Linked DNA regions of Homo sapiens: all the other regions are linked to region 1. The links are chromatin contacts, found by Hi-C in ENCODE. All regions are on one chromosome and are shown on one strand. Each heading gives the region's core, a stretch centred on a gene start or an enhancer-like site at or near the end of the contact. The rest is flanking DNA. Distances are from core to core; before and after follow the strand shown.

Region 1 (2,676 bases), core at 103-2,602:
CCAGAACAATCATAATGAAAATGTAATTATATGACAGAACACCGAGGACATAGAACTTCACTCCTTTGTTGAGGTAGTCTTTTCACATAGAATTTTCATTTGCCAGTAGCTTGATGTCTGCTACTCCTAGAAAGATTTCTTTAAGATCTAAAGATTACACGATGCCCCAAATTTGAGAACCTTTGAGCTCCCTATTGACCCGTGTTCTACCAATTGTGAAGTGGAACAAAGAACAAAGGACAAATTTAAGAGGTTTCTACAAAAGAGCTGGATACCAGCAAAAGACATGAAAAAAGATATAAACAAACTGTAGAAATAGGAAAATGTATAGTAAAATTTTATACATGTGTCATTTAGTTCCTCTTCCCTTAGGAAATTATGATACATTGGGAACAATTAATACAAGGATGATATATAATAAAAAATTATCATGACCTAAATGTTTATCAGCTTGGTTTGTTGAATAAATTATGGTACATACATATAATGGAATACTATGGACAGTAATAGATGAGATGGAATGCTACAGTTATTGTATATGTTAAGTTAAAATGCCAATTGCAGAACAGTGTGATCCAATTTGAAAAAAAATCTGGAAGAGACACACTACAATGTGGTAGGGTGACAGAATTTCTCTTCTTTGTGTCATTGATTTTTTTTTTTAGAGTAAGCATTCACTGCTTCTATAATCAGCAAAAACACTGAAACTTTTCCACCCACACCCCCATAAAACAAAAAAAAAGAAAGTATTTGTATGAGCAAGTAAGAATTTACATAAAAGGTGATACTATTTCCCTCCTCCCCCCACCACACACACATCTTTTTCCCCTGGTACTGGAATTCAAAAGTCAGTATCACTGTGGCAATGACGAATAGGCAAAGGTTTGGTAGAGCCATGATGTTCCGAGATTTTTATTAAAGAAATTCACAAGCCTGATGAGTTGAAGAAAGCCTAAAAAGCTTTCTCCTTTTATGGTGTTGTGTGTATATGTTTGCATGCCCTTAGATGCAGCTTCTCATGCATCTTTTCCAATGACTCGTGGAGACTCTGGGTCAATGTCAAGAGGGCAGACTCTTTTCATATTCCCTCTCCCTTCCTGATCCCCAGAGGAAGGCCTTCTTTTAGAATCCTTGGCTGCGCCCAGCACCAGCGCTGGGAAAACTTCAAGTAGAGGAGGCTCTACCCACATTCCCTCCACAGGACCATCTTCCTCCTCTCAGCTTCCCCTCTCACCACTCTCTGTCACCTGAGATACCCAAGCTACTCCCCATAGCCTGTTTCTGTCAGCTGTGGTCCCTCACCACACATACCTCTCACAGCCTTTCAGCCTCCAGAATAACATTGCTTTCTATTCCTGGCTCCCTGTTGAACCATGACAACTCCTATCTTGTCAGGGCAATGTTCCTGATTAAGAGGAATTAAAATCTCAAAACAGGGCAAATAATCAATACTCTGACAAGTAGTACGTCACCAGGGCTAGTCACATCTCAGAAAGAGAGTTAACCTGAAGGAATGAATCTGTAATATTGTAATTTAGCCAGGGTTACAGACTAATAAGGACAATATTTTGGGTGGGTGTATGTGTCCGTGTGGGGGTGGAGGCAGGAAGCTAATTAGCAACACAACAAGGACTAGAACTTTTGTTTCCCTGTTGCTCAATCCAGGGCTCTTCTGGCAATAGTTTGCTGCCTTTTTTTTCTCCTTTATTGGAATTTAACACTTTAAGTAGTATTGTATAATTTGAAGAAAATTTCATCCTTCAATACTTTAAAGAGGAAAAGTATTACATTGCTATAGAATGTGTGTAAAACGCTGATTTGAACAGTGTTTGTAGTCATTTTGGCATATCAAACGATTATTAAATTACAGTATCTCCAGTTTAAAGCAAAGAATCAAGATAGTATTAACCCCTGCCATACTGTTTGAGAGGCAGTGAGCTCTGAAATCAGATTGCCTGGGTTGAGTGGGCAGGCAGTCTTATTTACATGCAACGGCTAGTTTAGCCACACGCCAGCTGTGTGACCTTGGGCAAATTAACCTTGCCTCTCCATGCTTGCGTTTCCTCTTTCATAAAACATGAGCAATAAAGGTATCGATCTTACAGGGTTGCTGCTAGCATTGAATGAGTTGATGCATATAAAACATTTAGAACAGAGCCTGGCACAAAGTAAACACCCGATAGATGTCCCTTGTGCAATTAGCAGTTGATGAAATGAAAGTATAGGTCACAGCTACATATATATTTTGTTGGATGCTCAAGTCAGCAAAAAATATGTTAAACATACCAGTGAGAATAGTCAGGAAAACTTAAAAAGAACAATGATAAAATGAAGACTTGCATTTCCAGGCATTACTATCTTTTATACCACCTATCAGTACAATCAGTGAAATAAAATGAGACTGTAGTAACAGTAAACAGAACAATGGAACAGAATAGAAACCTCTAAAAGCAACCCCAAACACACACATGAATTTAGTACTAGCAAGATTGACATTTGAAATTTGGGAAGAAAAATTGAGCCACCCAATAAATAGTAGTAAGACAAATGGTGAGACATTTGGAAAAGTCATCAAATCTGTTTTTTATAATTTATACCAAACTAAGTTACAGGCGGATAAAGGTTAAATGTAAAAACAAAATAAAAATATGAAAGGATGAAAAGTAAGGATAGAGT
Region 2 (2,676 bases), core at 52-2,551, 930 kb after region 1:
AGGCACCTAAGCAGACCTCAAGTCACATGACATGGTGATAGTACAACATCAAGGGGAAGAAGCTGTGACCTAAAGACACATGACATGGTGATAATAAGTACAACATCAAGAGGAAGAAGCTAATGGCAGATTGAAGGGTGATGCTTTGGCAGCAAATAAACAGAAAACATTTTTATAAAATGCATGGAGAAAATGTACTATTAAGCTATGATAATTCATTAAATATATAAACATCCAGCCCCATTACAGCAAATGACCATCTCATCTGGGAATCATGAATTGCCAAAGAAGCACTTAAAATTTAACTGCAATGACTCTGAGAATAATATTTTAGTATGATGGTGGTTAGAAATCTGAAAGCTAGGTAAGATTTTTGTCAGTTTCCATAGAGGTGCATTCAGTGAATTATTACCTGCTCCCAACCAGTCAGGAAAAACATAAATGGAAAACAAGAGAGAGCTTTAAGCCCTAAAAGGGATTGGTAAACACAGAGAACAAACCTTGGAGGTTTTCAGCCTGTAAAATTTCTGCCAATATTCTTAGTCATTACATGAAATACCACAATATGACTCACCACCACCTACACAGTAATATTCTCTGTGTCTGATAGACATGTTTTCATTTGATACATAAAAATAAGAAGTGAGAAACACCACAAGCAAAGGCTGACTAATAGAAATAATTTCTAGTTTCTTACTACCAATGGTTAAGTGTTTTTTACACTATTTCCTTTTTTCTCTTAATAGCAAGCAATGCAGACTATATTCAGTTGGCTAGACAAAGTCTGCAGCTAAACACATAGGCTTTTTATTCAGCTTTTTTACCGTTAAACTAGAAACTCATTAGAGTGACTTCAAGTTTTAATAGTCTGCATCACCAACAGTTTTCCGGTAATCTAAAATAAGCTTTTTTCTAAACATGTTAGAATCATCTCCAAATATCCACCCAAATTTCCAGTATTTACACCTATAATCTAGTACAACTTCAGTTGACAAGTCTTACTAGATAAATTTTTTTTTTAACTTTTAAGTTCGGGGTACACGTGCAGGTTTGTTGTATAGGTAAACTTGTATTACACGGTTTGTTGTACAGATGATTTCATCACCCAGCTATTAAACCTAGTACCCACAGTTATTTTTTCTGATCCTCTCCCTCCTCCCACCCTTCACCCTCTGACAGGCCCCATTGCCTGTTGTTCTTGAAAGAGAGAATTTCTAAGCATGTTTTCCTAATTGAATGGAAGTACTTCATCTCCGGGGATACAGCACCAGCTGTAAAGTGACAGACAAGAAAGGTACCCTAAGTCCCTGTGGGCAACCAACCATGAAGCCAAGTTCCACACATGGCCACCTCCTTCGATAGCACCAGCACTGCTCTTGCCAGCCCAGGCCCCTCCCACACCCTCAAGAGGATTGTTTGGCTGCTTGTCTGACACTTTAAAGCTTTAATTGGGTCAAAAGACAATCTAGCAGAATAAGTCTTCCCACATTGGAGCTATTTATTTCACCACGTAATATACAGTACAGAGACTTTTAAAGAGAAAGAATATTTCTTAAACATTGTCACCCTTATCCTTTTAATCTGCTAACTTTCATGCCAACCACTTTGGTGTCCCCATTGTAACTAACATTTTAATGAGAAGAAAGAGTAAAACAGGATGACAGCAGGTGGATAGGGTGCAGGCAGAGTATAAGAATCAGCCCAAACTTATCACCACTATGAGAATATTAAAATACAAACCCAACTGCTGCAGGATTCCACAGTTATTAATTCATGCATGCATGCATACATTCACTCAAATACTTATTGTGCATCTCATGTGTAATGCTTCAGTAATTAGTTATACATCCATTCACTCAAGCCACAAACATTCATTGAGCACCTACTCTGGACCAAGCACTGCCCTAGGCCCCCAGGATCCTAAGTGTGAGAAAGTCAGATATAACACCTGAGCCATTCTGCTCTCTGAAGGTGCAAAGGTGCATATATATAGTGGATTAACACAATGAGTTATTCATATGAGAAAAAACTCAAACTATCTGACTGTTGAAAAGATGGCAAAAGATTCTGACTTTTCCTTCTACATCGAAGAAAAGCCTATTTTTCCTGAAAACAATTCATATTTATGTTATATATACATAACATAAATATATATACATGTCATATATATATTCTGAGTTTTTAATTATTTGGTTTAATTTAGTTCTTAAATATTGCACTGAGTAATGAAATAAACAGCTAGCTGCTTTTGGATCTTGCCAACAAATTCATTTAAAACTGAACACAAGAAAAAATACTGCAACTTTTTCAGGAATCTGGTTTGCCAAGGAACAAAAATTCTAGCTCTTCACCCATAAGCCCGAAAATCATAACTAAAAGATATAGCTGGTCACTGAGCTCTTGTAACACGCACCAAGAACAGCTTGAAATTCCAGAGGAATTCTGGGAATTGAAGGTTGGAGTGGGGAAGATTCCAGACACAGCGAGTAAAAATATTCAAGGACTGTTCAGACCTGAAAAACACCATCCATGGTATTGAGCAATTACCTCCCAAAGGCCATGTCACATGTGTTTTCTGAGAGCAAACCATGGTGACTAGATAATTCCCAGAGCATCAAGATATATTCTTATGTACAGTTAATTGCACAAACTACCAGATCCTTCTAGCCATTACTG
Region 3 (2,676 bases), core at 79-2,578, 900 kb before region 1:
CTGGCCAAGTGGATCAAGGCTACTGTGGGGTTGACTGGCCAGTAAGGAGGCAGAGGAGCAGAAGCACCAAGAGCAAAGGACTTTCAATTCAGCAACTATGAATTGAGCATCTTTTATGTGCCCAGCCTGGGCCAAGTACTAGGGTTGCTGCAAAGAAGACGGTGACTCGTCTAGCGGCCCTGATGCTTCCATCTAACCAGGAAGATGGACATTAACCAAATGACTTCACAACACATTATTTAAATACAGAGGTGGTAAATCCATGTGGAAAACAGAGGGGTGTTAGGAGTGCATATAACAGAAACACCTGACTTCAACCAGAGGGAATGGAAAGGCTGTGGAGACAGAAGTGGAAAGCTGTCTGGGGCTGCCCCACATTGGCCTTGCTCAGCTCCAGGCCATCAACATCCTTAAACAGGCTTTTGCTCTGGGAAGCCAAGTAATTTTGTCCTCCCACCAGAAAACTGGCATGTTGAAGTCCTAACCCCCAGTCCCTCAGAATGTGACCTTAAGTGGAGATAGGGTCTTTAAAGAGGCAATTACGGTTAAATGAGGTCACGAGGGTGGAGCCTAATCCAACAGGAGTGTGTCCTTTTAAAAGAGGAAGACATAGACATATGCAGATGGAGGACCACATGCATTTGCAGAGAAGACAGTCTTCTGCAAGCTGAGGAGAGAGGCCTCAGAAGGAATCAACCCTGCAGACAACTTGATCTTGGCCTTCCAGTCTCCAGAACTGTGAGACAATCCATATTTGAGCCATCCAGTCTGTGGGACTTTGTTAAGACAGCCCTAGCAAACGAATATAGCAGCCTAAGTGAGGAGTTTTTGTCCTTTGCAATCGAAAGAGCCCTACTAATACTGGGAGCAAACAGGCTCCATTTTGGGAAGGGAGGATCCTGGCTGGGCCTGAAGATGTCACTGGGGCTGTCTGGGCACAGGACAGCTCCCTTTGTGTCTGTTCAGCCTCATTGTTCTTCCCATCCCCCCACACGGGGAGATTTGCAGCAGACACCCGCTTCCCTGCTGCATGGGGAGCAAGCTGGTAAGGAGAAACCCCCGCCCTGCGTGGTTATGGGCTCCCTGATGTTCTAACTGTGGATCAGTTATAACAGTCCTGCAGGGAGGAGGGGGTTTACTGCCAGGAAGAAAAACCCCAGGAACCCAGCCTTTCTGCTTCTCGGGACAGTGGGGGCCGTGGGGTGGAGTGAGATTCTCCAGCCATGACTCATGCTAGGTTTCATGAGTAAGGGAAGTTAAGAGAGTCATAATGACTGTACTGAAAAGCAGTTAAGTCCATCTTCACAGCAGCATTACACGGAATTAAAAACTGCACAATTTGATCCTATTTGCAACCACAGCTGCCATAAACTAACATATAAGCAAACTGAGCAGAGTGAACTCAGTGCCCCTGATTCAGGCTACGCATATGGGCCTGTATCCACAGTGCTTTGAGCTTCAGCAGAAAAGACCTCACCCTTCCATTCCGTTCCTATTCCTCCGAACCACTGAAATCACATGGGTGTCTGCCCTTTGGGTGGGGACACCATCAGAGCTGGCCTCTGCCAGGGGAAGAAGAATAGGGGCCTCACTGGCCAGGCCTCAGAGATTCTGAGAATGAGACTCACTGTTGTACCGGTAAGAAGAAAACCCGCAGGCTGCTGGAAAGGTGAATTATTTGTAGCCATGGCTAGAGCTGACTTCCCATTCCCACACTTCCAGCAGAAGAAAGACTTGGACAGACAGCACTGAAAAAATCCTGGAGAAGTGGCGGGCCCAACAGGGAGAAATGCAGGCTCTTTCACAGAGGACAGGAGATTGACAGGTGCTAAGTAGGGTGTGTGAGGCCCGCCAGGGGCTTGTGCCGCACACCCATAGTCAGAAGTGGAGGGAACCTCTTCCTCTCCATTAGCCAATGCTCTGGACACTGGGTATCGAGTACTTTCAATCCAGCTAGTTGGCACCATTGCTTCCATATGTGTGCTGGAATTTATTGAGTACCAAGTGTTTACAAAGTGCAATATTACCCACAGAAGAAAGCTTCAAAAACAGGAGCAGACTACTTTCGGTGGCTCTGCCTTTGACCTTTGTGCAGATCAGCAGCGGCAACTGACCTCCCTACGCCCTTTTTCAGTGGAGTAAACAAGAGGCAGGGATGGTCACAGAAAAGGGAGTTAGTCATCCAACCCCTTTAGTTGTCCCTGAGCCCACCCAAGCCCTATTTGCTTTGTGCTAACCTGGCCTCCAAAGGCAACAACCAATATTTGCTGTGTGCCTTGCCAGGGAGACATACAAAGCAGCCCATGTTGGAGTGCGAGCCAGCAGGATTTTTTTCAACCTAACTGGAGGAGACATGTGCACGTGAACTATTACCAACAGCACAGGCATTGTGGATAAGAGCCAGGTGAGGGACCTAGACTTCTGAGAACCAGGGAGAAGCCATTTGCTCTCCTACTTCCTCAAGTCACCCTTTGATGACACCCGTCCATGCCTCCCCATGAGGCCAAAAGGAGAAAACAGAGCACAATGAAAGAGACCATATTCTCTCAGCAGTCTCTACTCTCATACCTCTACCACCCTGTCCCAGAGTGGGAGGGAAACCTTGAACTGCTAAAGGAGCTCACTTCCCTTCCCTAAACAAGTCTTAACAATGAAAACCAAAACTATTTCTTGAGG
Region 4 (2,676 bases), core at 97-2,596, 880 kb before region 1:
ACGAGGCACTACAGCACTGCTGTGCACTCCCATGTGGCATCTTCCTGAGGCACAGCCTGTCTCTCCCATGTTACCGATACCACGTTCCACAGAAAATGTAGTACTACACAGCCTACCCCAGTGGTTCAGAACCTAAGCTTGGAATCAGGATTCCATCCTGACTTTTAAAAGTTTGACACTGGATACATTATTTAACCTCTCTGAACCTGTCTTGTCATCTGTAAAAGAGAAATAATAAAGCCTTCCCTTTGGAATTGTGAGGGTAAAATGAGCTAGTCGCACAAATTAAGTACTCAGTAACAAAAGTACTTAGGGATTCAGGAGAGAAATTTTTTTTTGAGACAGAGTCTCGCTCTGTCGCCCAGGCTGGAGTGCAGTGGCGGGTATTGGCTTACTGCAACCTCTGCCTCCCGGGTTCAAGCGATTCTCCTGCCTCCACCTCCTGAGTAGCTGGGATTACAGGCACACACTACTACGCCTAGCTAATTTTTGTATTTTTATTAGAGATGGGGTTTCACCATGTTGGTCAGGCTGGTCTCGAACTTCTGACCTCTGGTGATCTAACCACCTCAGCCCCTGCTGTGGGATGGGTGGTCAGGAAAGGCTTCATGGAACATGAAAGACTTACGCTGGACCTGGGAAGATGGGTCTGGGATTTCTATGAGTGATGAGCAAAAGGACAGTTCAAGCAATGACCCAAAGCACTGGTCAAAGTAGAATAATTCCTGTGGTCTCTGGGCCCAGATCCTTGTCCAATTTACCTTGGTTTCCATTCTTCAATCAAACTTCCTGGCTCAGACAACACCCCATCTATGGCCCCTGCTTCCAGGTCTGGCTAATTCCTCTCCTGCTCAAAACGCCTATGATTTGCTACTTGCCATGTGGCCCTCTAATTCCATCCCAAGGCTCCAGAGGTGCAGATCTGCAAACCAGCATGATTAGCCACCATTGCTGGCTTCCCATTCAGCATATAAATCTAGTGCCTGGGATTACCTCATGCCAGAAAACCGAAATCCAAGTCAGATGGTTAAAGCATTAATAGCAGTGAGTGTTGTAAAGACTCAACAATGTGAACCTTCCCAAAATGAACCATCCTGACCTCCCTCGCGCTGACAATGCGTGTGTGACATCATGTGTAAATGAGCCTTAAATTTGAACCAGGTGCCGAGAGCTGTCTGGCGTCTCCTGGCTGCTGTATTAACCACTAACATGCACAGGGGGATTCTGAGGCAGTAAAATGGAGCGAAACCAACAGCAGTGACCAGGGCCCGGTGCAGCAGCTGTAGCAGAGAACATTCAAATCACACCCACCCGACTGGGCCTGGGCCCCCGGGTCCTGTAAAGCATATTTCCGGAGGGCTGGGGAGCCTAGGGAATTTGGCTGCCTTCATGCAGAGACAAAAGCTCCCCATGCAAATCAAACCACTTCGACTTGCTTCCCAGACTTGATTCTGAGCTGTTTTGATTTGCATCCATGAGGGTAGAACTCAAGTTCAGACTGAAGCTGCAGTTGGTAAGAACCAAAACCTATTGCATGCAGGTACAGGCAGTGTAAGATATATTTTTGGAAGGCACAATTTCCAAAGGAGAGAGTCAGCTCCAAATTCTCAGGTGCTATGACTTTCACCAGGCTGGGACCTGGAGAAAAAAGTGTGCCTTTGTCCATTTGGCATCACAGAGTCCCTCAGCTGAGCCTCTCCCCACAATAGGTCACATAACACGCCAGCTCTAGAGAACACGAAATCAAATTTGGAGGGATGGAATTAGGTGTGTATAGTGGGTGGGTGTCCTTATCATTGTCAGTCATAGGTATGAGAAAGTAGATGAAGAAGAGTAAAAGCAAGTTAGGAAGAAATAGTTCTTTAAAAAATTAAGCCTGCATAAAATTAACAGGTTATGTTGTTGTTGTTGTTATTGCCTTTTAATGCTTATTGTTCATGGTGCCCAATCTCAGGTTATTAACAGCTTGGCCATGTTAAAACCTGTATCCTGATCATCACTAGCAGGCCTACAGCAGAGACTGGAGACAGTGAGGATAAGAAAGAGGTGTACCAAGTGATCCTCTCTTGCTGGGGACTGTTCTAGAAGCTCTACACATGCTGGGGAAAGGAGCAGAAGCCAAAGACAGGTGAAACTCCCATTCCATGGATCCCACAGGATTTCAGCCTCAAAGAAATCCTTCGTTGTTCAGGGCACACTCTTAAACCATCAACACTCACCAAGTATACTGCACTGTACCATGAAGTCTCTGAGGTGGATGGGTAAAGTAGGGATGGGAGGCAGGTTCTGGATGGAGGATACAAAGGAGTTGGCAGATGTGGAACCTTTCCTAAAGGCTGTCGCAGGGTGGTTAGACATACAAATATACAAGAATTTGTATATTTTATCATTTAGAGAAATTAAATGTAGCATCAAGATGTTGAGCATAGGTTTCCTGAGTAATGGAGCAGTTACATTAAGTCATAGTCAGGTAAGTCCTTCTAGAGGAGGTTGAGTGTGGAAACAGGTTTTGAGGGAGAAGAAACGCTTTGGAGGGGAAAGAGAAAAACAACATGAATGGTTTGTGCAAAAGTTTGGAGGCAGGAGGCCGGGCACAGTGGCTCACACCTGTAATCCCAGCACTCTGGGAGGCTGAGGTGGGTAGATCACCAGAGGTCAGAAGTTCGAGACCAGCCT

What was found. A loop is a pair of places that touch in the nucleus more often than their neighbours do. Pooled maps may share reads with other maps.
Region 2: a loop to region 1 is called in a pooled map, with 5 times the contacts of the local background. The contact joins two enhancer-like sites. A Hi-C loop is called at or near these places in 2 of 37 single-sample maps with no recorded cell type and 5 of 50 pooled maps.
Region 3: a loop to region 1 is called in a pooled map, with 3 times the contacts of the local background. The contact joins two enhancer-like sites. A Hi-C loop is called at or near these places in 4 of 37 single-sample maps with no recorded cell type and 2 of 50 pooled maps.
Region 4: a loop to region 1 is called in a pooled map, with 4 times the contacts of the local background. The contact joins two enhancer-like sites. A Hi-C loop is called at or near these places in 2 of 37 single-sample maps with no recorded cell type and 2 of 50 pooled maps.

The regions. Positions count from the first base shown.
Region 1 is chr14:60,203,641-60,206,316 of GRCh38, reverse strand. No RefSeq gene overlaps it. Among named protein-coding and RNA genes, the nearest start is that of DHRS7, 40 kb to the right of the region's middle. Within about 2 kb of position 1,352, at least 2 of the 41 ENCODE cell types and tissues checked have a DNase peak (open chromatin) inside an H3K27ac peak, as active enhancers do.
Region 2 is chr14:59,273,781-59,276,456 of GRCh38, reverse strand. All of the region lies in intron 2 of DAAM1 (dishevelled associated activator of morphogenesis 1), which reads right to left. Among named protein-coding and RNA genes, the nearest start is that of DAAM1, 86 kb to the right of the region's middle. Within about 2 kb of position 1,301, at least 14 of the 41 ENCODE cell types and tissues checked have a DNase peak (open chromatin) inside an H3K27ac peak, as active enhancers do.
Region 3 is chr14:61,102,488-61,105,163 of GRCh38, reverse strand. No RefSeq gene overlaps it. Among named protein-coding and RNA genes, the nearest start is that of SLC38A6, 120 kb to the right of the region's middle. RefSeq lists enhancers at 331-1,245, 615-1,814. Within about 2 kb of position 1,328, at least 22 of the 41 ENCODE cell types and tissues checked have a DNase peak (open chromatin) inside an H3K27ac peak, as active enhancers do.
Region 4 is chr14:61,079,346-61,082,021 of GRCh38, reverse strand. It overlaps a transcript of SLC38A6 not described here. Among named protein-coding and RNA genes, the nearest start is that of SLC38A6, 99 kb to the right of the region's middle. Within about 2 kb of position 1,346, at least 2 of the 41 ENCODE cell types and tissues checked have a DNase peak (open chromatin) inside an H3K27ac peak, as active enhancers do.